Regions from separate parts of the Homo sapiens genome. Here regions 1 and 2 are each linked to region 3. A link is a loop called in an ENCODE intact Hi-C map of the cell type or tissue named here. Cell type or tissue: PC-3. All regions are shown on one strand.

The links. A loop is a pair of places that touch in the nucleus more often than their neighbours do. Peaks named below come from ENCODE experiments on the same cell type or tissue, not always from the same donor. Only the 100,000 strongest peaks of a DNase experiment are listed, where the experiment ranks them.
Region 1: it touches region 3 in a loop (2.9-fold over the local background); 4 of 110 quality-filtered maps call a loop at or near these places.
Region 2: a loop joins it to region 3, with 3 times the contacts of the local background. A loop is called at or near these places in 2 of 110 quality-filtered maps.

The regions. Positions count from the first base shown.
Region 1 is chr5:108,677,333-108,685,332 of GRCh38, reverse strand. No RefSeq gene overlaps it. Among named protein-coding and RNA genes, the nearest start is that of LINC01023, 47 kb to the left of the region's middle. RefSeq lists enhancers at 1-89, 3,438-3,938. In PC-3, a CTCF peak has its summit at 3,874; a DNase peak (open chromatin) is centred at 3,832.
Region 2 is chr5:109,451,900-109,459,899 of GRCh38, reverse strand. LOC105379117 (a long non-coding RNA gene) reads right to left here. Exons shown (of 8, transcript XR_001742838.2): 2 at 3,981-4,224. Among named protein-coding and RNA genes, the nearest start is that of PJA2, 46 kb to the right of the region's middle. In PC-3, no CTCF peak of the experiment used is centred here; a DNase peak (open chromatin) is centred at 3,989; H3K27ac peaks cover 795 bases.
Region 3 is chr5:108,896,943-108,904,942 of GRCh38, reverse strand. It overlaps FER (FER tyrosine kinase), which reads right to left. Exons shown (of 20, transcript NM_005246.4): 10 at 7,095-7,284. Among named protein-coding and RNA genes, the nearest start is that of FER, 150 kb to the right of the region's middle. In PC-3, no CTCF peak of the experiment used is centred here; a DNase peak (open chromatin) is centred at 4,122; H3K27ac peaks cover 1,120 bases.

The sequences.
Region 1 (8,000 bases), 220 kb after region 3:
AGTAGCAACATCGACAAAAAGGACGTCCACTCAGAAATCCCATCTGAATGTCACCAACATCAAAGACCAAAGCTAGAAAAATCCACAAAGATAGGGAGAAACCAGCGCTAAAAGGCTGAAAACTCCAAAAATCAGAAGGCCTCTTCTCCTCCAAAGGATCACAACTCCTCGCCAGCAAGGGAACAAAACTGGTGGAGAATGAGTTTGACGAATTGACAGTAGTAGCTTCAGAAGGTGGGTAATAACAAACTCCTCTGAGCTGAAGAAGCATGTTCTAACCCAATGCAAAGAAGCTAAGAACGTTGAAAAAAAGTTAGAGGAATTGCTAACTAGAATAACAAGTTTAGAGAAGAACATAAATGATCTGATGGAGCTGAAAAACACAGCCAAGAACTTCGGGAAGCATACACAAGTATCAACAGCCAAATCGATCAAGCGGAAGAAAGCATATCAGAGATTGAAGATCAACTCAATGAAATAACACAAGAAGGCAAGAGTAGAGAAAAAAGAGTGAAAAGAAATGAACAAAGCCTCCAAGAGATATGGGACTATATATGAAAAGATCAAATCTACTTTTGATTGGTGTACCTGAAAGTGACGGGGAGAATGGAACCAAGGTGGAAAACACACTTCAGGATATTATCCAGGAGAACTTCCCCAACCTAACAAGGCAGGCCAACATACAAATTCAGGAAATACAGAGAACAACACAAAGATATTCCTCGAGAAGAGCAACCCCAAGACACATAATCGTCAGATTCACCAAGGTTGAAATGAAGGAAAAAATGTTAAGTGCATCCAGAGAGAAAGGCTGGGTTCATAACCCTTAAAGATAGAAACATTTCCCCTCTGTAGGTGGCTCCTAAAACCCTGGACATTTTACATACTGGAGTCAGATTCAAAAATAAACTATTTCCTTATATACCTGCCTCCTTTTTGAAATAACGTTCCTTATTTTTCTTATCACCAGATATGGTTGCTGTTTTTTTCCCTCAATTTGATCATTTGTTTTCCCTCTGGGACATAAAAGTTGTGATGAGGACTGGAAGTGGGATCTATAAACTGACTAGCACAGAGCCTAGCACTTGACATCCATTCAGTCAGTGCAAAGACAGCTGCATTCTTTCATCAAAAGACCAATACATTTCTATAATACATATGCAAAGAAAGTTTTAACTTTTAAGCCTTTTTTTCACAGCTTGAGAAGACAATATAAATTTTCTTTTTAAAATATAAATAAGAGAAGAACTATAGCTTAAACAGGAAAGACTTTTAAAATCCCACGTAACAAGAATGGTGGTGTAAATAATTATCATGGACACAGTTCTGTGGGTCAAGAGTCTGGGCACAGCAATTGCTCAACTGGGTCTTCTACTCAGGGTTTAGCAGAGCTGAAATCAAGGCATCAGCAGGACAGGGCTCATCTGGAGGCTCTTGAGGAGATTCTGCTTTCCAGCGCATTCAGTTTGTTGGCAGAATTCAGTTTCTTTTTTTTCTTTTTTTTTTTTTTGAGACATTGTCTTGCTCTGTCGCCCAGGCTGGAGTGCGGTGGCACGATCTCGGCTCACTGCAAGCTCCGCCTCCCACGTTCACGCCATTCTCCCGCCTCAGACTCCTGAGTAACTGGGACTACAGGTGCCCGCTGCCATGCCCGGCTAATTTTTTGTATTTTTAATAGAGATGGGGTTTCACCGTGTTAGCTAGGATGATCTCAATCTCCTGACCTCATGATCTGCCTGCCTCGGCCTCCCAAAGTGTTGGGATTACAGGCGTGAGCCACTGCACCCTGCCAGAATTCAGTTTCTTGAGGTTATAGGACTGAGGTTGCCATTTCCTTGACATGGTTACCTTAATCTTCAAGTTAACAGCAGCACTTTTAATCCTTTTCATCTTGGAATATCTGACTTTATCTTCTACTACTAGCTGGAAAAATATCTCTGCTTTTAAGAGCTCACGTGATTCCATTGGGCCTACTTGGATAAGCCAATATAACCTTCCATTTTAGGTCAGCTGATTAGTAACCTTAATTACACCTGTCAAGTCCATTCTGCCATGTAAAGTAACATATTCACAGGAGTGACTCCAGAGGGAGAAGGTCATGAGGCCCAACATTCTGCCTACCACAGATGGGTTTGGAATATATTTCATAGGTGGAAGTGGAAAGATTGGCTTCAAAAAGTATTTAACATCATATCTAATGAGACATTTATCCCTTATCTAGAAACTTCTTCTTTTTTCTTTTCTTTTCTTTTTTTTTTTTGAGACAGGATCTCAGTCTGTTGCCCAGGCTGGAGTAAAGTGGTATGATCATGATCACGGCTCACTGTAGCCTCAACCTGCTGGGCTCAAGCGATTCTCCCATCTCAGCCTCCCAAGTTGCTGGGACCACAGGTACCCATCACCATGCCTGGCTATTTAAAAATTTTTTTGTGTGGAAATAGGGCCTCCTTCTTTTGCCCAGGCTGGCGCTGAACTCCTAGGCTCAAGCAATCCTCCCACTTCAGCCTCTCAGAGTATTGGGGTTACAGGCATGAGCCACCACACCTGGCCTAGAAGCTTCTTTGAGGCCCCAATCATTTCCTTGAGTTCTCCCCTTCATCAGTCCCCAAATATCCTACTTGAGATCTTTGGGTGTGCAGAAAGAAGAGAAAGACAACTATCACTCAAGAAAAAATTTGAATTTGGGAATAAGAATTGTAGTTTGTGAGGCAAAAAACATGATGAAATGAAGCAGGAATTTGTGAGTGTGGAGGTCACTTTTCCTGTGGCTCTCCTTCTGCCTGGGTGTGCTGGCATGAAGGAAGCAGAAGAAATGAGTAAAGAGAAAAATAATCTGGGACTTGGGGTCATACATGATATGTGAGGAGGAGAAACCAGAAGCATTTCATATTAAAAAAGGTAAAACAGCAAAGAAGATCCAGAAAGCCCTAAGCAGGAAGGGAACAAATAAAGGCAGAGACAATGTTAAGGCCACACAATATCATTGACTAACTAACTGCTTTAGGAAAAAAAAATTATTAATATGTGTACATTTTAAAAAGAAACCATTTTCATAGAAGACATAATCTCACTACTTAGAATCAACCCTGTAATTTCCTAATGATAGTCAAGTATTTACCAAGTTCCTTGTCAAGTACGTTATATGCATATATACATACAAACATTGGAGGGAGGGGCTGTTATTATTTTTTATTTTATTTTATTTGTTTTTGAGACGGAGTTTTGCTCTTGTAGCCCAGGCTGGAATGCAGTGGCGTGATCTCGGCTCACTGCAACCTCCATCTCCCGGGTTCGAGTGATTCTCTTGCCTCAGCCTCCCAAGTAGTTTGGATTACAGGCACCTGCCACCACGCGTGGCTAATTTTTTTTTTTTTTTTTTTTTTTTTTTTGTATTTTTAGTAGAGACGGGGTTTCACCATGTTGGGCAGGCTGGTTTCAAACATCTGACCTCAGGTGATCTGCCCGCCTTGGCCTTCCAAAGTGCTGGGATTGCAAGCATGAGCCACCACGCCCGGCTGAGGATGTTATTTTTAGAAGGAAAAGGCCACATTGAAAACTGAGTGGACAGCTTGATAAATCTAAGATAGGAAAATTTTGCTGAACCAAAGGACCTTTTGGAGTGTTCTATTTTTTCTCACAAGCCCAGGACCTCTGCAAAAAACATCCAAAACTACTATAGAAAATGCACATTTTATTCTACTGTTTCTTCCAGCAGATGTGGATTTTTAGCGAGGAGCAATTTCACGTTCTTGGTCCAAATTTTAAAACTGCTAGGTCACTGTGTAAGAAACAGTTGACTAGGTTTTGCTTTCCATTGCCTTGGACCAGCTAAAACAATTGTGCCCTCTAGCCTATGAAGTCTGTACTGCAAAGGCCATTTCAACAGTGTTTGCTTCAGGTTTATCCTCAATTTTGGTTCTTGAAATCAAAAGTCATAAAAAAATATGGTAGAGATTCACAAAGACCTCTCCAGTTTTCTCTTTCAGTTGTAAATAACAGAATAACTAAAATGAAAACAGCTTAAACAGTGAAGACTTTTAAAACCCCACATAACAAGAATTGTGTAATAATGTAATGGTGTAAGTAAAGCAATTAATCTCACTTGGGTGCATAAACTGACTATTGTGAGGTTCATTTACTTCCTTAGCTCTACCAGAAAAACAAAGTAACTATACTACACTTTTGTCTTCATATTTTAAAAACCTTACCTATTATAGGAAAATATTCCCTAAAATATTGCTAAGTAGGAAGGTATTGATCATTTCCTAATAAAGGCACACGACTAAGCTTATACTGATAAAGTCCGGAAGTTGCCTGCTTGACCTTTATTAATCACCTGGCATTTAGGATACTGATTTTTTTAAAGCTACATTTTAGTCAGTTAAAGCCACCTCAGCATCTTTAAAGAATGCTTTGATTTGATCTATTTCTACTTTTTCTTTGAGGAAATCAAGCTGGGAGTTCTGAGAGCACATTCTGTTTGCTTATTTGTTCCTTTTATCCCTTTCTGTCCTCTCTGCATGCTAGGGCACACCTCACCTTGAAAAGAACTCATCAGCCGCCCTCAAGATGGGAATTGCAATGCCTTCATCTTGAGCCACTTTTAACAGAGTTTCATTTTTTTTCTGCTTTGATTTTGAATAGTGCCTATGTTTGAACACACTAAACACATTTTGGCCAAGTTTCCTTCATAGAGTTGGAATTCAGATTGGTTGTCAGGTTATTTAAAATAACTTTCTGTCTGGATTGGATCACTGTTAATTGCTCTGATCAACTGCAGTACATGGTTAAGGTAAAAAAAAAATATTGAGAAGAGACCCCCAGTCAATCTGATCTTACTTCATAGACACAGACAAATGATGAATTTATGTTAGTTAGGGAGGCCAAGGAAGGAAGAGGAGACATCATTAAAGAGTAAATGTTTCCAGCATTAGTTTCTGGGTCATTAAGCCCTAATGATTGATCTTATTTGGTTATTTTAAAGGCTACTGGAAACTAAAATGGAAACAGTTCAGAATACTTCCTTTGTATACAGAAGATTTTGTTCATGGCAACAGCTATGTGTGCCTAAACATTTTGTGTCACACAAACTCCTGCATTTGACATTTCTATCAGAGAGAACAAATAAAAATCATCCTAGAGCTTTCAAACACTCAAGCCATGTTGGGGCTTTGAAAGATCTTGTCATTTCAGAAGTGAAGAAATGGGGATGCTCTCAAGAGCAAGGGCAGCTTAATGGATTCCCCCAAAGCCCCAAAAGCACCTTCTCATGACTTAATTACTCTAAAAATTTCTATTTTTTACATTGCCTAAAATTTTCATCAATAAGAAATCATTTGATTTATTAATACCAAAACCTCATATGAAGATAGTAAACACCTTTGGGATGGTTAAGGTAATCTCACCATTCACAAATGTATGTATATTATCAGGTGAGATTGATTTAATAAATCTTTGGGACAATAAAGGGTATTTTTCTTAATTAAAAATTACAATGGAAAATTCAGTATCAGTCATGTTTAGGAGTTCTTCCTCTTCTCTAGTGTTATGTAAGGGTCCCAAGCAGCTTGTGCTATCCAAAAACCTTGGGGAGGAGAGCCTGGTATGAGCTCATCATAGTTGCACTGAGATCCTCATTATTTGTACTTATTACATGGCACTCTGCTGATTGTGGCACCTGCCCCTCTGCACCGAAGTCAGCCACTGGGTCCTCTGAGGAGGCTCTAAAGACTGAGGCATTCTGTGCTCAGCAAACAGGCATTCTTGCACCAGTCCCATCAGACATCCTTCTGAGTTTCTGTGTAGGGGAGGGCACAAGTGTCAACTACAAGAACCTACCACCCCTTTACTTCTTCTAGGCTCTGGAAAGCGTCCATACTTAGAACTGGGTTCTCTCCTCTCTTTCAATCAACAGAGCCCTCCCTATCCACACAATCCTGCGGTTAGAGAGAGGGAGGGAGAGAGAGAGAGAGACAGAGAGACAGAGACACAGAAAGATAGAGACACAGAGAGAGGGACAGAAACTTTCGAAAACAAAGACTTAACCTTCTGAGCAAAGACAGCTTCAGACCTCCAGGATACCTGCCCTTTTGAGAAAAGAAAGATGAAAGCCCCTATTACGGAGAGCTGTTCTGTTCAAGTTATCTATTGCTATGCCATGAAAGGTAGCTGGGCCTGGGGTCATCTTGAAGGCCCTTCCACCATTTATAGCTGGTAGTTGTACTGGGGAGACTCCAGCAGCTAGGGCTGGAACAGTTGAGTTCCTTGGGTATCTCTCCCTCTATGTTGCCCCCCAACATGGTCTCAAGGAAACCTCAGGGCAGCTGGACTTCTTACTGAGTGGCCAAAGGCTCCCAGAGTGAGTAGAGTGAGTATCCCAGGGGCACCAGCCAAGGCTGCCTGGTCTTTTCTAGCCTAGCCAATAAGGGACTCAGTGTCACTTCCAGTGTACTCTATTCATTGAGGCAGTCACGAAGATCCACTCAGTTTCAAGAGGAGGGGCCATGGACTTTACCTCTTGGTGGGAGAAGTGTGAAAGAATTTGTGGACGTGTTTTAAAACCACCACAAGAGCATATAAGAAAGAAGGAGGAGGAGGAGGAGGAGGAAGTGAAGGAGGAAGAGGAGGATGAGGAAGTGAAGGAGGAAGAGGGAGAGGAGGAGGAGGAGGAGAAGAAATTACTTGTTTTTCAGTTAGATTCTTTTTCTCCTCTATGTCCACCCATGACCACCAGGCTGCTGAGAACTATCTCCCTTGCTTGGAAATCCTCTGTAAAGCTCTCCTGCTCTCACTTTTGGTCCCACTGTCCCAAATCCTGATCATCACTCTCTGCCATGCCCCTTTAGACTAAAGGCAGGTTGGGTTCTGTTTCTGATCACTCTCTGCAGTTCTGTGTACCGGCACCTATGGGCAAGTGATACTATTTCAGTCCTGGCCAGACCATGGGGGAAACCAGGTCCCAGCCGGGGGCAAGAAACAGCTCCAGTTTTCTGGGAGGAAGACTGGGAGGTGTTAGAGGCACTGAGGTTTGAAAAAGAGAGCTGTGCATATGCAAATGGCATTCTTTAATTCAGCAGTTCACTGGGCTTTCTGCTCTGTGGCCAAGAGTTGGAGAAATGTCTCTGTGCTTCACGTCTTTCCTCTTGGAATCCCATGGTTTCCCTCACAGGACACAGAGTACAGACTGATTCTGTTGGTGCTGACGGTAGTTCCATATGGATTCCCTGTGAGCCTCCATTCTCACTTATAAAATGGACAGCCTTGCAGTATTAGGCATCTAAAACTCTTACTGTGATATGGGTCTCGCCCACATCAATTCTGTAGCAGTGCTTTTTCTTTAGCAAGATGTATCCTAAGCTCTGACCTACCCACTTACCAAAGAAATGGAATCATAAACCCACCGTATATTGGATTTTACTTATAATAAGTGAGGATCTTACCACATTAACACTGATTCAGAATCAACTTGCAGAACAGATTCTTTCTGACACTTCTAGTGAACTGGTTTTTTTTTTGTTTTAACAATTCACAAAATTTTGGCAGATTTTATTCATTTTGGATTTTAAAAATATTATTTTAACAAAATTCCTCCTCAAATAAGTGCTTATTCTTTACACACAATTCAGTGAACTACTTCTTTCAGCCTCAATAGGAAAAAAATCATGAAAGCAGTTCCATTTCTTCTTCTGCATATAATGAATCTTTTCACATTTCTTGTAGTTAATGTCTTAAAAAATAAAAATGAATGACAGCCTGAAACATGCTTCTCATATTCATCTGTGATGTTGTGTGGTTAATAGTCCAGCCTCACATTTGCATGGGACCAGCTGTCAAAGATGGCACTGCAGGGAATCCACTATAATTTTAAAACATGTTGCAAAGTCACATATGTCCATAAATCTACATTCACTAGAATGCTTATGGGGACATATTATCATCAGATTTGAAAATAATCCTTTATTGCTTTCATTTTGAACTTCACCCTTTACTTGACTCAAATT
Region 2 (8,000 bases), 550 kb before region 3:
GTCTGTTAGGTCCACTTGGTGCAGAGCTGAGTTCAATTCCTGGATATCCTTGTTAACTTGCTGTCTCATTGATCTGTCTAATGTTGACAGTGGGGTGTTAAAGTCTCCCATTATTATTGTGTGGGAGTCTAAGTTTCTTTGTAGGTCTCTAAGGACTTGCTTTATGAATCTGGGTGCTCCTGTATTGGGTGCATATATATTTAGGATAGTTAGCTCTTCTTGTTGAATTGATCCCTTTACCATTATGTAATGGCCTTCTTTGTCTCTTTTGATCTTTGTTGGTTTAAAATGTGTTTTATCAGAGACTAGGATTGCAACCCCTTCCTTTTTTTGTTTTCCATTTGCTTGGTAGATCTTCCTCCATCCCTTTATTTAGAGCCTATGTGTGTCTCTGCACGTGAGATGGGTTTCCTGAATACAGCACACTGATGGGTCTTGACTCTTTATCCAATTTGCCAGTCTGTGTCTTTTAATTGGAGCATTTAGTCCATTTACATTTAAGGTTAATATTGTTATATGTGAATTTGATCCCGTCATTATGATGTTAGCTGATTATTTTGCTCATTAGTTGATGCAGTTTCTTCTTAGCCTCGATGGTCTTTACAATTTGGCATGTTTTTGCAGTGGCTGGTACCGGTTGTTCCTTTCCATGTTTAGTGCTTCCTTCAGGAGCTCTTTTAGGGCAGGCCTAGTGGCGACAAAATCTCTCAGCATTTGCTTGTCTGTAAAGTATTTTATTTCTCCTTCACTTATGAAGCTTAGTTTGGCTGGACATGAAATTCTGGGCTGAAAATTCTTTTCTTTAAGAATGTTGAATATTGGCCCCCAGTCTCTTCTGGCTTGTAGAGTTTCTGCCGAGAGATAAGCTGTTAGTCTGATGGGCTTCCCTTTGTGGGTAACCTGACCTTTCTTTCTGGTTGCCCTTAACATTTTTTCCTTCATTTCAACTTTGGTGAATCTGACAATTATGTGTCTTGGAGTTGCTCTTCTCGAGGAGTATCTTTGTGGCATTCTCTGTATTTCCTGAATGTGAATGTTGGCCTGCCTTGCTAGATTGGGGAAGTTCTCCCGGATAATATCCTGCAGAGTGTTTTCCAACTTGGTTCCATTCTCCCCTTCACTTTCAGGTACACCAATCAGACGTAGATTTGGTCTTTTCACATAGTCCCATATTTCTTGGAGGCTTTGTTCGTTTCTTTTTATTCTTTGTTCTCTAAACTTCTCTTCTCGCTTCATTTCATTCATTTGATATTCCATCACTGATACCCTTTCTTCCAGTTGATTGAATCAGCTACTGAGGCTTGTGCATTCGTCATGTAGTTCTCATGCCTTGGTTTTCAGCTCCATCAGGTCCTTTAAGGACTTCTCTGCATTGGTTATTCTAGTTAGCCATTCATCTAATTTTTTTTCAAGGTTTTTAACTTCTTTGCCATGGGTTCGAACTTCCTCCTTTAGCTTGGAGTAGTTTGATCGTCTGAATCCTTCTTCTCTCAACTGTCAAAGTCATTCTCTGTCCAGCTTTGTTCCGTTGCTGGTGAGGTGCTGTGTTCCTTTGGAGAAGGATAGGTGCTCTGATTTTTAGAGTTTCCAGTTTTTCTGCTCTGTTTTTTCCCCATCTTTGTGGTTTTATCTACCTTTGGTCTTTGATGACGGTGATGTACAGATGGGGTTTTGGTGTGGATGTCCTTTCTGTTTGTTAGTTTTCCTTCTAACAGTCAGGACCCTCAGCTGCAGGTCTGTTGGAGTTTGCTGGAGGACCACTCCAGACCCTGTTTGCCTGGGTATCAGCAGCGGAGGCTGCAGAACAGCGGATACTGGTGAGCACCAAATGTTGCTGCCTGATCGTTCCTCTGGAAGTTTTGTCTCAGGGGGGTACCCGGCCGTGTGAGGTGTCAGTCTGCCCCTACTAGGGGGTGCCTCCCAGTTAGGCTATTTTGGGGTCAGGGACCCACTTGAGGAGGCAGTCTGTCAGTTCTGAGATCTCCAGCTGCGTGCTGGGAGAACCACTACTCTCTTCAAAGTTGTCTGACAGGGACATTTAAGTCTGCAGAGGATTCTGCTTCCTTTTGTTTGGCAATTCCCTGCCCCCAGAGGTGGAGTCTACAGAGGCAGGCAGGCCTCCTTGAGCTGCGGTGGGCTCCACCGAATTCGAGCTTCCTGGCCCCTTTGTTTTCCTACTCAAGCCTCCGCAATGGTGGGCACCCCTCCCCCAGCCTCGCTGCCACCTTGCTGTTTGATCTCAGACTGCTGTGCTAGCAATGAGTGAGGTTCTGTGGGCGTAGGACCCTCTGAGCCAGACACAGGATATAATCTCCTGGTGTGCCATTTGCTAACACCATTGGAAAAGAGCCGTATTAGGGTGGGAGTGACCCGATTTTCCAGGTGCTATCTGTCACCCCTTTCTTTGACTAGGAAAGGAAATTCCTTGGCCCCTTGCACTTCCCCGGTGAGGCGATGTCTCGCCCTGCTTCGGCTCACGCTGGAGGCACTGCACCCACTGTCTTGCACCCACTTTCCAACACTCCCCAGTGAGATGAGCCCAGTACCTCGGTTGGAAATGCAGAAATCACCCATCTTCTGTGTCACTCACGTGGGAGCTGTAGACTGGAGCTGTTCCTATTTGGCCATCTTGGCTCTACCCTCTCCTGGCTTTTTATTAAACAATAAAATTAAAATGGAATTTATTTCATACTATTCAGGTAAAATTGGTTATATATATATATATCTCTTATTTAGCTATAAATAAACCCAGAAAGGAGGATCTGACAGGTTGGATGTCCTCCCAAGACTGCTAGAGACCAAGCTTTTCTCACAAGGGTGCTTTAATACAGAAAGAGATAGAGATGGCAGCAAATGGGATAGAAATATTTTTGTTTTAAGACACAAAACTTACTGTATGTAACCAATACATTTTAAAAAGTGTATAATAATAAGATTTATAATAATAGAGTATATCATATGTAAAGCCAGAAAAAAAATCCTTGGTTTACCTGTTTGGATTGTTTGGAAACTAACACTTCAACAAATAATCCTTTGAAATCAGAATTCTATCATTTTCATTACCTCATTTCCCCAAATGGAAAACTGTCTTTTTAACATTCTTACTTTATTAGATAAAGTATGTGATGGACATAAAGATTTTATCCCTCCTTAGGTACATATAAATCTTGTATTTCTGTTGCATTTCACCTACCTTAAGAAAAAAAAAAGAAAGAAAAGTAAAGTAAGAAAAGATTGCAGAAGCTTTGTAGCATTGAGAAAATGCATTATAGCATTTCAGAATATTTTGTTTGCTTGACTGAGAGCCAGAAATGATTAAACACTAAAATACAAATAAAATGTTTCTCAATCCAAATAGATTGGAAAAGATTTTCTGTGTTCCAATACAGTATAATTAACAAATGCAATAATGATTTTTGCCAAGGATTTATTACATGAATTTCATCAAAATGTTGATTTAGATCATTTGACCCATTAAACCCAATTTTAATTTTATATAAAAATTTTGGAAGTTTGTATATCTTGCTAATTTGATATGAATATTAGAGTATTATAGTTAGTCTAAATTTTTTCTTTCATTTATTTTTATTAAAAAAATATTTAGGTGTGCGTTCTCACTATGTTTGTCCAGGCTGGTCTTGAATTACTAGTCTCAAGTGCCTCCCCCTATCTCAGCCTCCTAAAGTGCTAGATTACAGGTGTGAGTCTAAATAATTTTGATTTAGTGTATTTAATACGTAATTCATTCACGTAGTTCAAAACTCAGAAACTTTAGAAGGTATGCAAAATATAAAAGTCTACCTTCTGTACATGATCCTTAGCTGCTCAGGGCCAGTCACCTCTATAAGTAACCACTGTTAGATTCTTATGAGTCATTCTGGTGTTATTCTGTATGAAAATGAGCAGATACAAGTACAGACCAATGACGCATTCCATTTCTCAGTTTGCTTGTCTTCTCTGTAGCAGTGACTGGCACTTACCACGCTCTGCATGTAGAAACAGTTACCCCTTGGCCTTTCTCCTGGCTTTCTCCTCCCTCTCTAGCACTCCTCTCCCTTCTCCCTGGCAGGCACTGTTTCCTCTGTGTCCGGTACAAACCAGTTCTTCTGTTTTCACATGACATATTCTTCCTGAGTGATCTCATCTATTCCCATCAGGCATAAATAAAGGTATTAGCATCAAAGCCATTTGTGGATGAAGAAAGTCTTTTCAGAAAAGATGAGTCTGCAGAATAAGGAGGAGACTGTTAGAAAAGAGCAACAGTAAGGGGATTTCTAAATGGAGGAAACAGCATATAGAAAAGCTAAATGGATAAAAGAGGGGCAAGACCACAAATGGAGTTACCAGCTCAATGTCTAACCTAAAAGATATTTGTTGCAAATGATGAACCAAATAATGAATAATGTTCAAGGAATATTTTTTACCAAAAGTAATTATTTCGCTAAGTCAACCATACAAATTGTGGAAACTGAATGAAAGGAAACTAAACTAAAAGAACTGAGTCTGCGTGCAAAGCAAAATGTGAATAAAATCGTAAATGAACACATGCTCTACGAGGAAACTAGTTTCTCAGCCTCCTGGTCATTGCCAGCATACTACTCTGCTTAGGTCACCTCTATGTGTGGAAAGGTCATCCAGACAGCTTTGCAGATTGGCAATTTGTGAACCTGTCTCAAGATCTATAAAACATATTGCAGCAGAACTTCAAAGCACACTTTGCCACATGGGTGGGAGACCTTTGTTTCCTTTTTTTTTTTTCTGCTTTTTAAGTCTGTAAACCATAATAAGGGCACATCAAAACCCTGTTGCTTTCTAATGTAACACAACAATGACATATTAAGTAGTATGAAAAGCATTAGCTTTCTTTTTGGATACCATTTTTTAAATAAACATTTTTTTTCTTAGACTTGCCATTCTCTCCGCTGAGAGAATAGTCTTCCAAAGTTGCAAATTCTTGTTCAAAAGCCAGAAGGAAAAGAAGCCATTCTGAACATACTTTAGCTGAAGAACATTTCTGCCCCTGTGAGGACAGCGTTCTGACTACCTAGATCACAGGATTTTTGCCTTTAGCAGAATACTTTTTGTTGATAAACCTTTATAATCTAAATTGATTGTTTCCATGTCTGTAAGATTCCCTTAGCTATATCTAAAAAGGACTAGGAAGAAACCCGAGGAACTGGTTCCTACTGCAGGAACAGACTGTGGTCATTGTCCTGTCACTTCATTTCCCTGGATTCCATTATCTTCCACTGTGCTAACATCACAGAACTGGTAAGAGAATCAGGTAAAATAAAATTACTTTTAAATCACAGATGCTATCATACAGGTGTAGGAATCTTCTAAACTTGGACCTACCTCTTGTTTGGGGTGATACCATACTTATATTTCTTTTTATCGCAATGAGATGGCAATAGCAGAATACCAATAGATAAAGCATTTCATATTCCCTTAATTCTCTGTGTGGTGCAAATGATAAACAATAGCTAAATTGCCTCCAGTTCTCTGCCTAAAGGTAGGACTCTTCATCCATCTGTCCTGAGCTCCGGTACCAAGGTCTCTCAGTTGGCAGTTGGGGAATAGATGACAAAAGCTTTTTTCCAAAGTTTTACATCCAAGTCAATGTGGGGAACCCCCACATTAAAAAGGGTAAATTCTGATTCTTTTTATCCTTTCCCCAGGGCAGAACTATGACCTCAATGAGAAATACAATTATAGCTTCATTGCAGGAGATTTACAGATATTACCCACATATTCTCACTATAAACATGTAGCCTCTCTTTCAGAAAAGGGCATGGTGACCATGGCATACTTTCCTGAAGAACAATGGTTTTGACCTAATGATCTTCAATGAGAAGAAAAAATGATATGGAAATGTCAGAGGTCTCAAGCCAATTTGGAAATTTTCAGGAAAGTGTTCTCATAACAAGAAGTGGCGTGGTATAATTAGAAAAGAGTTGTCCTAAAGTGAGATCTGAATTCTTGTCTGGTTACCCCATTTTGTTCTGTGTAACCTTTGTAAGTTACAACACTTGCAGGCTCTGCTTCCTTACCACCAATGCATGCCTACAATCTCTAAGCCCGCTTACAAGGCCAACACACTATGGTTTTTCTAATCATAGCTGTCTTTAATATTTTGAATCCTGATGTAACTTACTGGAGGGGAGAACAAAATGAAGTTTGAGTCTCTCAATGTTTTTCAGTGAGTTTTTAAAAACTGAACTTTTTAATCAGAGAGGCAAAATTTTAGTGGGGCTAATAAAGGCCTGACAATGACTTTCTTCTTTTCATTTAAATGTGGGAGGATGCTATCTGTATATGGGCTAATTTTGTCCACCACTGAACCAGAACAAATCCAACAAACTATGCCTGAATGTCTATCTCAGTGAGACTGCAAGGGCCACTGATGAATCAGAGTTAAGATGAGAGGAGATGAGGTCTCTATATCAAATGGATGATCTGTTTGTATCTAAAAGCCACTGTGTGCATAGGTCATGTTTTTAAAAGGGAAAAATATTCTCTGGCTACTTTAAATCCTATGAAGCAACTTTGGGGTTTCTATTCAACAGAACAAAAGGCAAGAACCAAGAGTTTTAAGTTCAGTTCAGACTTCAAATATCTGAGCATCAGCATGTCAATAAATACAGGCTAAAGTCACAGCTTCCCCAACATCACTGTCTCTCAGTTTACATACAATGTAAAAAAAGAATTTGATACAGCATCAGTCAAAGGTTTATCAACATATTATTTTAAGGTAATGAGATAAGGAGTTAAGTACACGGAAGTCATCTCACAGAAAGGTCGAATTTAACAACAACTACAAAAAATATGTTTTGATTTTCTCTAGACAAAGTCAATCTTAGTAAATTCAGATAAACAAAAAATAGAAATAATAAAAATCAACTGCAAGTCCAGCAATCTGTTAATATTTCCATGAGTTTCCTTATATTCTTTTTTCATGAATATATGCCTCCCAAAGTGCTGGGATTACAGGAGTGAGCCACTGTGCTGGGCCTGAGTCAGTTCTAAAGAAGAGACTGCAGCAGAAGTGGCTTGGCATGGCTTCCAAAGCTAGATCATGACAGGCTTCATGACTGAAGTAAAGAGTATTCGCTTTTCTTTGCCACACTTTCCTTATCTGTGAGATGAGAAAACTAATACTATCAATTTCATAGAATTATTTTTATAATATCATGGTTAATATACATGAAAGCCTTATCACATGTGGCTTGTAAGCAATATAAAATTGCAATCTACTATTTATTAAGTTGATTTTTTACTTTTTAGAAATTTCTGCCTGTATTTGGTATATATTCACATGTGGTTAAAGCTCTGCAGGTAACCATGAGTATTTTCTTAGAAATTTATAAACATAGAGTTGCTGGATCAAGATGTATGCATTCATTCAGAAAACACTGTCGAACTCGATTCTCACTTTGGAGTGAGAAACTCTGTTCTATAAAAGGCACATGGCATCAATTATCCTGATTTTGTGGGTGGATATTCCCATCACTTCTAAATCAGCTTTCATATTTTTATTAAAAAACTAGAAATAAAAAAGCAAAACATACTTGAGTTAGCAAGAAATCTTATGAACTTCTATGTCTTTTGCTACAGAACTAACAAGACAGAGTTTTCAGTTATTTTGCATAAAGTATCTAATTATGGGCCTGGGAATGGATGTGAATACAGCATAAAAAGATGTTATAATGGCTGGGTGGCTCATGCCTGTAATCCCAGCACTTTGGGAGGCTGAGGCAGGCAGATCATGTATGGCCAGGAGTTCAAAACCAGCCTGGCCAACATGGCGAAACACTGTCTCTCCTAAAAATACAAAAATTAGCCAGGTATGGTTGTGTACACCTGTAATTCCAGCTACTCGAGAGGCTGAGGCATGAGAATCTCTTGAACCCAGGAAGTGGAGGTTGCAGTAAGCCAAGATGGCACCACCACACTCCAGCCTGGGTGACAGAGCGAGACATTGTCTCACAAAAAAAAGAAGT
Region 3 (8,000 bases):
TGTCAGAGCCATAGAAGAATTTAATAATAGTAATGGTTTGTTAAGACACTGAAGTTCAGCATGGTAAAATTCATGCCACAGAAAAGCTGGAAGCAAAAATTTACTCATCTACAAAACTGAAATATTAATGTTATAATTAATATCTATAACTGACATTGTTCTCAGGTTCAGAAACTTTTCAACTTTTTTGACAGTAAAATCTAAACCTATATAAGCTGAACAAAACCTAAAATATATCTTACACATAAACTACACACAATAGTATTACAAGGATTTTCACTGAAGATGTATTTACAACAAAAAATTGAAAACCATGTAAAAATGTCACTCCCTCACTCAGAACGCTCAATGATTTCTAATTTCTCTATGAATTAGCACTGAAGTCCTACGTGGGTCTGTATGACTTTATGATCTAACTGCCCATTACTTCTCAGACCCTATCTCCTATTACTTTCTCTCTCTTCAGCTACACTGGCTTCCTTTTGGTTCCTCCTTTCATCTGCTCTTCCCACTGCCTGAAATATTCTCACCCCAAGCAGTCTCATTTGCTCTCTCAGTTCTTCCAGATATCTGCACAAATGGCACTTTATCAAGGAATCCTTCCTTAACCACACTATGTATAAAAATAACTCCCAGCACTCATTGCCTTATTGCCCCCAATCTTGCTTTTTTTCAAAAGAATTTACCACCATGTGACATACTATGTATTTATTTGTTTGTTTATTCACTGTCCCCTCCAATTAGAGTAAAAGGCCCATAACAGTGAAAACAAATTCTATTTTGTTCACTACTGTATCCCCAAAACCTAAAATGATACCTGACACCTGACATTCAATAAATATTTGCTTTTTGAATGGATAAATGAAAAAAAACTGAAGTAACTGTACATTCACTATTATAAAATGATACCTAAGATGCATTAAGTAAAAAAGCAAGATACAGAACACTACTGTTGTATGCTGTAACACTTGTGTAAAAAGAACAGCAGGCATATCATTTACACTTGTGTTTTTATTTGCATACAACACTTCTGGAAGATTACCTCTAAGGAAGAGAACTGGGACACTAAGAAAGGACACTTAGACCCATGTAAATGTGCATGTACTACCTATCCAAAGAAATTAAGGTTTTTCCTTTATGAATAAGAAATATGTAAAATAATCTTACAGAAAATCTACAATTCATACTTAAGAACTCAGTGAATATCAATTAATTTACCTGTAAACTAAGGTACATTTTTTAGAAAAACTGAAATAGAAGCTGATATTTTTCTACAGGATTTTATAATATACAAAATATGTTTATACACATTATCTCATTTCAGTGTCACAGAAATCCTGTAAGGCAAAAGAGGTATATATTCATTTCCTCCCTCTACGGAAAAGAAAACTCAGAAAGGTTAAGGGATCTTAACCATGTCTGGCTAATCTTTGTATTTTTAGTAGAGACAGGGTTTTGCCATGTTGGTCAGGCTGGTCTCGAACTCCTGACCTCAAGTGATCCACGGGCCTCAGCCTCCCAAAGTGCTAGGATTACAGGCGCAAACCACCAGGCCTGGCCTGACAATTTTTAGCCAACAAATTAAATGTGTTGTTGGTTGAAAATGTAACAAAATAGGATTTTACTGATACTGCTGCTCAATTAAGCAAAACTAAGTAACATGTGCAGAGAAGAAAAATCTATGTTGTGTGTTGGTCTAGCAAAAGGGCTTAAACAAAATGTGCAATTTCAGAAACAAAGGCAATTATCATACAGACTAGCTAATTACATTTATAAAGTAGAAATTCATTTTATGGTGCCATAAATTCTAGACATATCTGACATATAAGGGAGACTCTTTCAACAAAAATTATTATATGTTTGGTCCAAAGCATATATTGTCATAAAGTTAAATAACCAGATTATTCTGAAGGGAAAACGAAGTCCAATTATTTAATTCAGCATATACTAATTGAATATTTATTATGTTCTTACAACTAGATAACTAAAAAAAGAATGAAGAACATGTCTCTTAATAAATAAATAAATAAATAAATAAATATAATAAGAAAGCAGCTGATGTTTACTTGGAGATTAGAAAATTTTGATATTCTCATCACTGTGAGTCAACAGAGTTCACCCTCCTAATTTGCTCCAGAAGGCAGATTCTTCTACCCCAAAGAGCTAGAATTGAACTATTATATAAAATAATCCTTAAATTCAACAACACATAAGCAATTCAAAATTCTTCAGAATTATTAGACATTTAATCTGTCATTATCCCAATTCAATAAGAAAGGATTTATCTTCTAACTAAGCATTTCCCAAAGTATGCTCCATTACACTATGGTCCTCCCAGGAGGCTCCTTGAAAGGGAATTGGGACAATATTTTCAGAAACACTGCATCCCATATACTATTTCCCCCTTGGACATTTAATATTAAAGGCTTAGAAAGTTCCTGCAGTCAATATTACTGTTTCTTTTGGCTTCACCCAACATGACTCAAATTCTGCAACTCACTTCTCCATGGTACACTTCTTAACATCCCACAAACTAATGGGAAATACACAGAGAAAATAAAGATCTAATCTAATGAATCAAATCAATACAACAAAACTCAGACTAGTACTACTGCCAGCCTAGCAAAATAAATATGACTAACATTGCTAGGAAAACCTTCCATAAATTATCATTGTACTTCTCCTTTTGTAATTATAATGGTCTCAAAGATATCATCTCTAAATGCTCTAAAGATGTGTATTCTTATAGCCCGTTTTTTTCCTCTTTAATAGAGTACTGCCAAAGTTCAAATGAATTTATTCCCCCTCCGGTAGTCTATAAGCTTGATGGTATAACAGAAAAGACTAATCTTTCCAATGTTATCCTAAGCCTTAGAAACACTCTGTTAAGTTCAGAGAAGTAGAGTGAACCTTTGCAAATAAGGTAAAACTGTGATTTATGGTTTTTAAAGGTTACTCTACTAATAGACCAAAATTATTTTTATTTTATTTTGAGACTGGCTCTCACTCTGTCACCCAGGCTGGAGTGCAGTGGCACAATCGTGGAACACTGCAGTCTCAAACTACACACCTTAAACAATCCTTTTACCTCAAACTCCTGAGTGGTTAGCATTACAGGCATGTGCCACCACACCCGACTAATTTTTATATATTTGTAGAGACAAGGTTTTGCCATGTTGCCCAGGCTGGTCTCAAACTCCTGAACTCAGGCAGTAAATCCACCTCAGCCTCCCAAAATGCTGACATTACAGGTGTGAGCCACTACATCCAGTCTACCAAAATTATTTTTTAAATAATATTAAGGTTTATAAAATGGCAGGGTTTTATTTCTGTGGTAGACACAAAGTGATTATTATTTATTATATTCCCTTACAGGTGTGCCATTGAAGATGCTTCACTTTTATTTCTGATTCTGCTTACTGTCACTGGCTAGAGGAAATTCCAAAATTTTAAGATTCTATTATCTAACCTATTATGCCATAATCACCTGATTTAACAACCTATCTCCTCAAAGCACTTTTCCTTATACTCCATTCCTCTCTTGATGGCCTCTGTCTTTATTACACAGCTTTAATTCTTTAATCATTATAATCACTTTCTTATATGCATCTTCACTCCTCTTCCCCTCTCTTACTTAATTCATCATACTTATCTAGCATAACCACAGCTTTCCTCATTAGCATAGTTGTGAAGGAAAAAAAAAAGAAAGAAATTCATTTTTCACAGTTCCAGGAAGTCCAAGATCAAGGTGCTAGCAGACCTGGCATCTGAAAAGAGCCCAATCTCCAATTCCAAGATGGACCACTGAAGACTGCATCCTCCAAAGGAAAAGAATCCTTTGGTTTCACATGGCGGGGGTGGGGAGGTGGGCAAAGAGGTAAAGGGGAGCCAAACTCCCTCTTTTATAAAGACATTAATTACATCCATAAGGATGAAGCCCTCCTGACCTAATCACCTCTCAAAGGTCCCACCTCTTAACACTCTTACAATGGCAATTAAATTTCCACATGAGTTTTGGAGAGAGCAAACGTTTAAACTGTAACAATGAGCTTTAACTCTCATTGACTCATAGAGCTAAAATAAACATCAAGACTAAGACAAAATAAACATCAAACACTAAGAACTTGACTATACAACCCCAACCCTGATTACACATTTGATCATTTGGAACCTTTATAAGAATACCCAATGCATGGCACATTTCAATGGTACAGTTCCTTAAAGCACTCTTCTACAGAAGCATTCACCACCGAAGAGTCGGTATTTTCAGTAACACTGCCATTAACTAAGATCATGGAGCATAATTCATTGTCTCTCCTGCTCTCAAATAATATTTACACAAATTTTCACAATTTTCCATGATACAATAGTTTAATTTTGAGTTCTTCCAATTCTTCCAATATTCAAATAAGTCTCTTATTGAAATTGTATACCATTTATAGCAATGGAATTTATAAAGAGAAAATACCAATAGAACCACTTATGTGAATTCCAGGCTTTTCTTGTAACATTATTCATAAAGCAATGCTTAAACAGTCATTTGGGGACAAAATCATTTAAAGCTTTGATTGTTTTCGTTTCCAAGTAAACTGAAAAGTAATATTCTAATTATTAATTGAAAAACTGAATTACACAAAGATTTCACTGACACATGTAGATGTATTCTTAAGTTTTAGGAATTGGGCATTGTAAAAATTTCTAATTGTTCTGAAAAAATGCTGTAAAATCTCATTAACTGGCATTAATTTGTAAGAATGCCCTGTCTTATTTGTAAAATATTAATTTATTGCTTTAAACTACATATATTATAGTATTCTTTTACAAAAAAATCCTTAATGACTAAAAGCATTGCTTCAGCAAATAGGCAAGATCTAATTTATAATTAGTATTTCAACAATTTAAAATAAATTTGATAAAATGAAATATGCAGCACCATCTTGTAAAAATATATTAAGTATTATCACCATTGAATTAATGGACACGAGAGCAGAACTTGAAGGTGCCGGAAGGCAATTCATTCTCTTAAACTACACTATACACTACCTCAGAAACATTATCTATTCATTAGTTAAACAAAACTTTTCTTCAATGATTATGAAATATTAAACTCCAGATGATCAGAATTTTTTTTTTTTTTTTTGAGATGGAGTCTTGCCCTTTCACCAGGCTGGAGTGCAGTGGCACGATCTCAGCTCACTGCAACCTCCACCTCCCAGGTTCAAATGATTCTCCCACCTCAGCCTCCTGAGTAGCTGGGATTACAGGCACACACCACCACACCCAGCTAATTTTTTTTTTTTTGTATTTTAGTAGAGACAGGGTTTCACCATGTTGGCCAGGATGGTCTCGATCTCCTGACCTTGTGATCCACCCACCTCGGCCTCCCAAGGTGCTGGGATTACAGGCGTGAGCCACCGCGCCCAGCCAAGCCTTTAAATAACCAATTCCACAACGTCATGGTAACAGGGAAATATTATAAACCACACTCAGTGAACAAAAGATTTACTAGATAAGATATTCCAAAGCCAAACAAAAGGAAAACATTTCAAAAGTTCCTTTGAAAGAACACATATGCCAGATACTTATCAAGAATCATGAAGCAAGAAAGGGAATTTAATAGGGTCCTTGGTACATGTGCTGAGATCCTTATAGCTAGGACAGTGAAAGAGTGCAAGGATTCATAATTCACAATTCACAAAGTGATGTGTAGATTAATATGGCTCAATATTACTAACAACCACAATAGTTTAATTTTAATATTTAATAGTAATAGTAATAACCACAATTGTTTAAATACTTCATATTCATTACTACATTTACCGTATTCTCAGATACGGTCTTTTTTTTTTTTTTTTGCTATGGAGACATATGAACCCACTTAATCAAATCATACTATTTAGAACAACATAAAGTAAAAAGTACTAAAATATCAGCTATAGCATAACTATAATAGTTCTGTAAGTTACCCACAGGAAATGCCAAGGATGTAGCTCAGACTTTTTTAACCTTGGCACTTTTGACATTTTAGCCTGGATAATTTTGTGCTGGGAGTGTGAAGGGAGGGGCTGTTCTGTGCATTCTAAGAGGTTTACCAGCATCACCAATCTCTACCCACTAGATCTGGTTATGACAATCACAGTGTCTGGTGATACTACCAAATGTCCCAGGTATGTGTGTGGCAGGGGGTGAGAACCACCAACATACATAGATAGATAGATCAATAGGTAGATAATAGAAAAAGGAAAGATAAAGAAAGAAAGAGGAAGAGAGAGAAAAGAAAGAGGAAGAGAGAAAGGAAAGAAAAAGAAAAAGAAAGGAAGGAAGGAAGGAAGGAAAGGGGAGGGGAAGGGAGGGGAGGGGAGGGGAAGGGAGGGAAGGGAAGGGAAGGGAGGAAGGGGAGGGGAAGGGAGGGAAAGGAAGGAAGAAGGAGAAAGGAGAGAGAAAGAGGAAGGAAAGGAAAGGAGAGGACAGAAAGGAAGAGGAGAGAGGGGAGCAAAGAAGAGAAGAAAGGAGAGGAGTGGAAAGGAAAGGAGAGAAGAAGAAAGACTTTATACTAGGCATTCTTAAACAGTTAATAAAACTATGAAATAAAGTTGAATTTCAAGTTGGTGAATTTGAATGTATTTATTGTAGTCTAAGGGTCACATTTATGAGCAGAAAAAAAATTCTTAAACTAAATCAATATTTTGTATTTTAAAAGCAATAAATACACCAGCAATCTCAGATAAATAAGATTCTACTTAAGAAGAAAAAAATCAATAAATAGCTTTCTTCTTATTGCTTACTTCTCTCTTAAGAATAAGACCCTACCTTCCTGCTGTCTCCCAGGAATAAAAACAACTGCAGTCTTTCCTTTCAGTTTTGAAGGCAAGAGAAGAACTTTTTCCTCTGACTCTACAGGTGGTTCCTGAAAGTGCTCTCCAGGTGACCTGAGGTGACTGACAAGTCTATTTTGCATTTACAAACAAGTTTAATAGGACCTGCATATTAACAAGAGTAACAATTTGTTATAGCAAATTTAAATAATTTTTGTATGCACTTATTACCTAGACACTACTCTTCCAAGTTTCTCATTGGATTATTCTTTAGCTTACCATAGATGTAACTGATCGTGCATCTTCTTCATAATTTACTACTGGAGGTGGCTCTTTCCCATCATTTTCTTGCACTTTTTGCTCTAGTAATTCCTTCTGTGCTGAAAACTTTGCTTCAGTGCATCTCAGCTGCTGGACTGACTGTTTCAGTTCTTCAAGTGCCTGTTTTTGGCTTAGCAGAAGCACAATACTAAAAGAGAATAAATATAAATGATTTCAACTTCATTAAGAAGACATTAAGGAAACCTCATATATGTAAATTATGCTTTTCTTTGATTTCATTTTTATAAGAGCCCTTTAGAATCATAAAAAATATGAAACTAAGCAGATTTTAAGTTATCACAGTATTTATTACATGCTAGCATTAACAAAATATAATGAAGTGTTTGGAGTCAAATCCAAATTCAAGATGCTTTCAAATATATTATGATCTATGGCATTCATTTTATTTTAGCTAAACTATATACCTCACAGAGTAGACACTTAGGTCCAGAGGTATAGGGCCTAGAATGAATTAAAATAACAGAAGCAGGATCTTAAATTTACTTTAAGTATCAAAGGCAATATAGCTAGGGTCAGATCTGTGCCTAGGGTAAAATAAATAAAATCAAGGTGACAGTCTGGACACAAAGCTTGTGTATATGTTGTGAGGGATGTGTGTCTGGCGGCAAGTGAAACTACTATGACAAGGACTAAGGGCTAAGATGTAACTGGAGGAATGAGTAAAACAAAGGTCTCCAAATCTTTCCAACGTCTCCAATATAAATACAGTATACTTTCCCATCCCTCCTTTAAAGTACAGGGCCACAGGTTGTCTTACTGTGACTTTTTAACCCTTGGAGGCTGCCTTCAATGGGAATTTCAAACTAATTCACCCACATTGAAGCCACGTGTAAACAGGTAGTG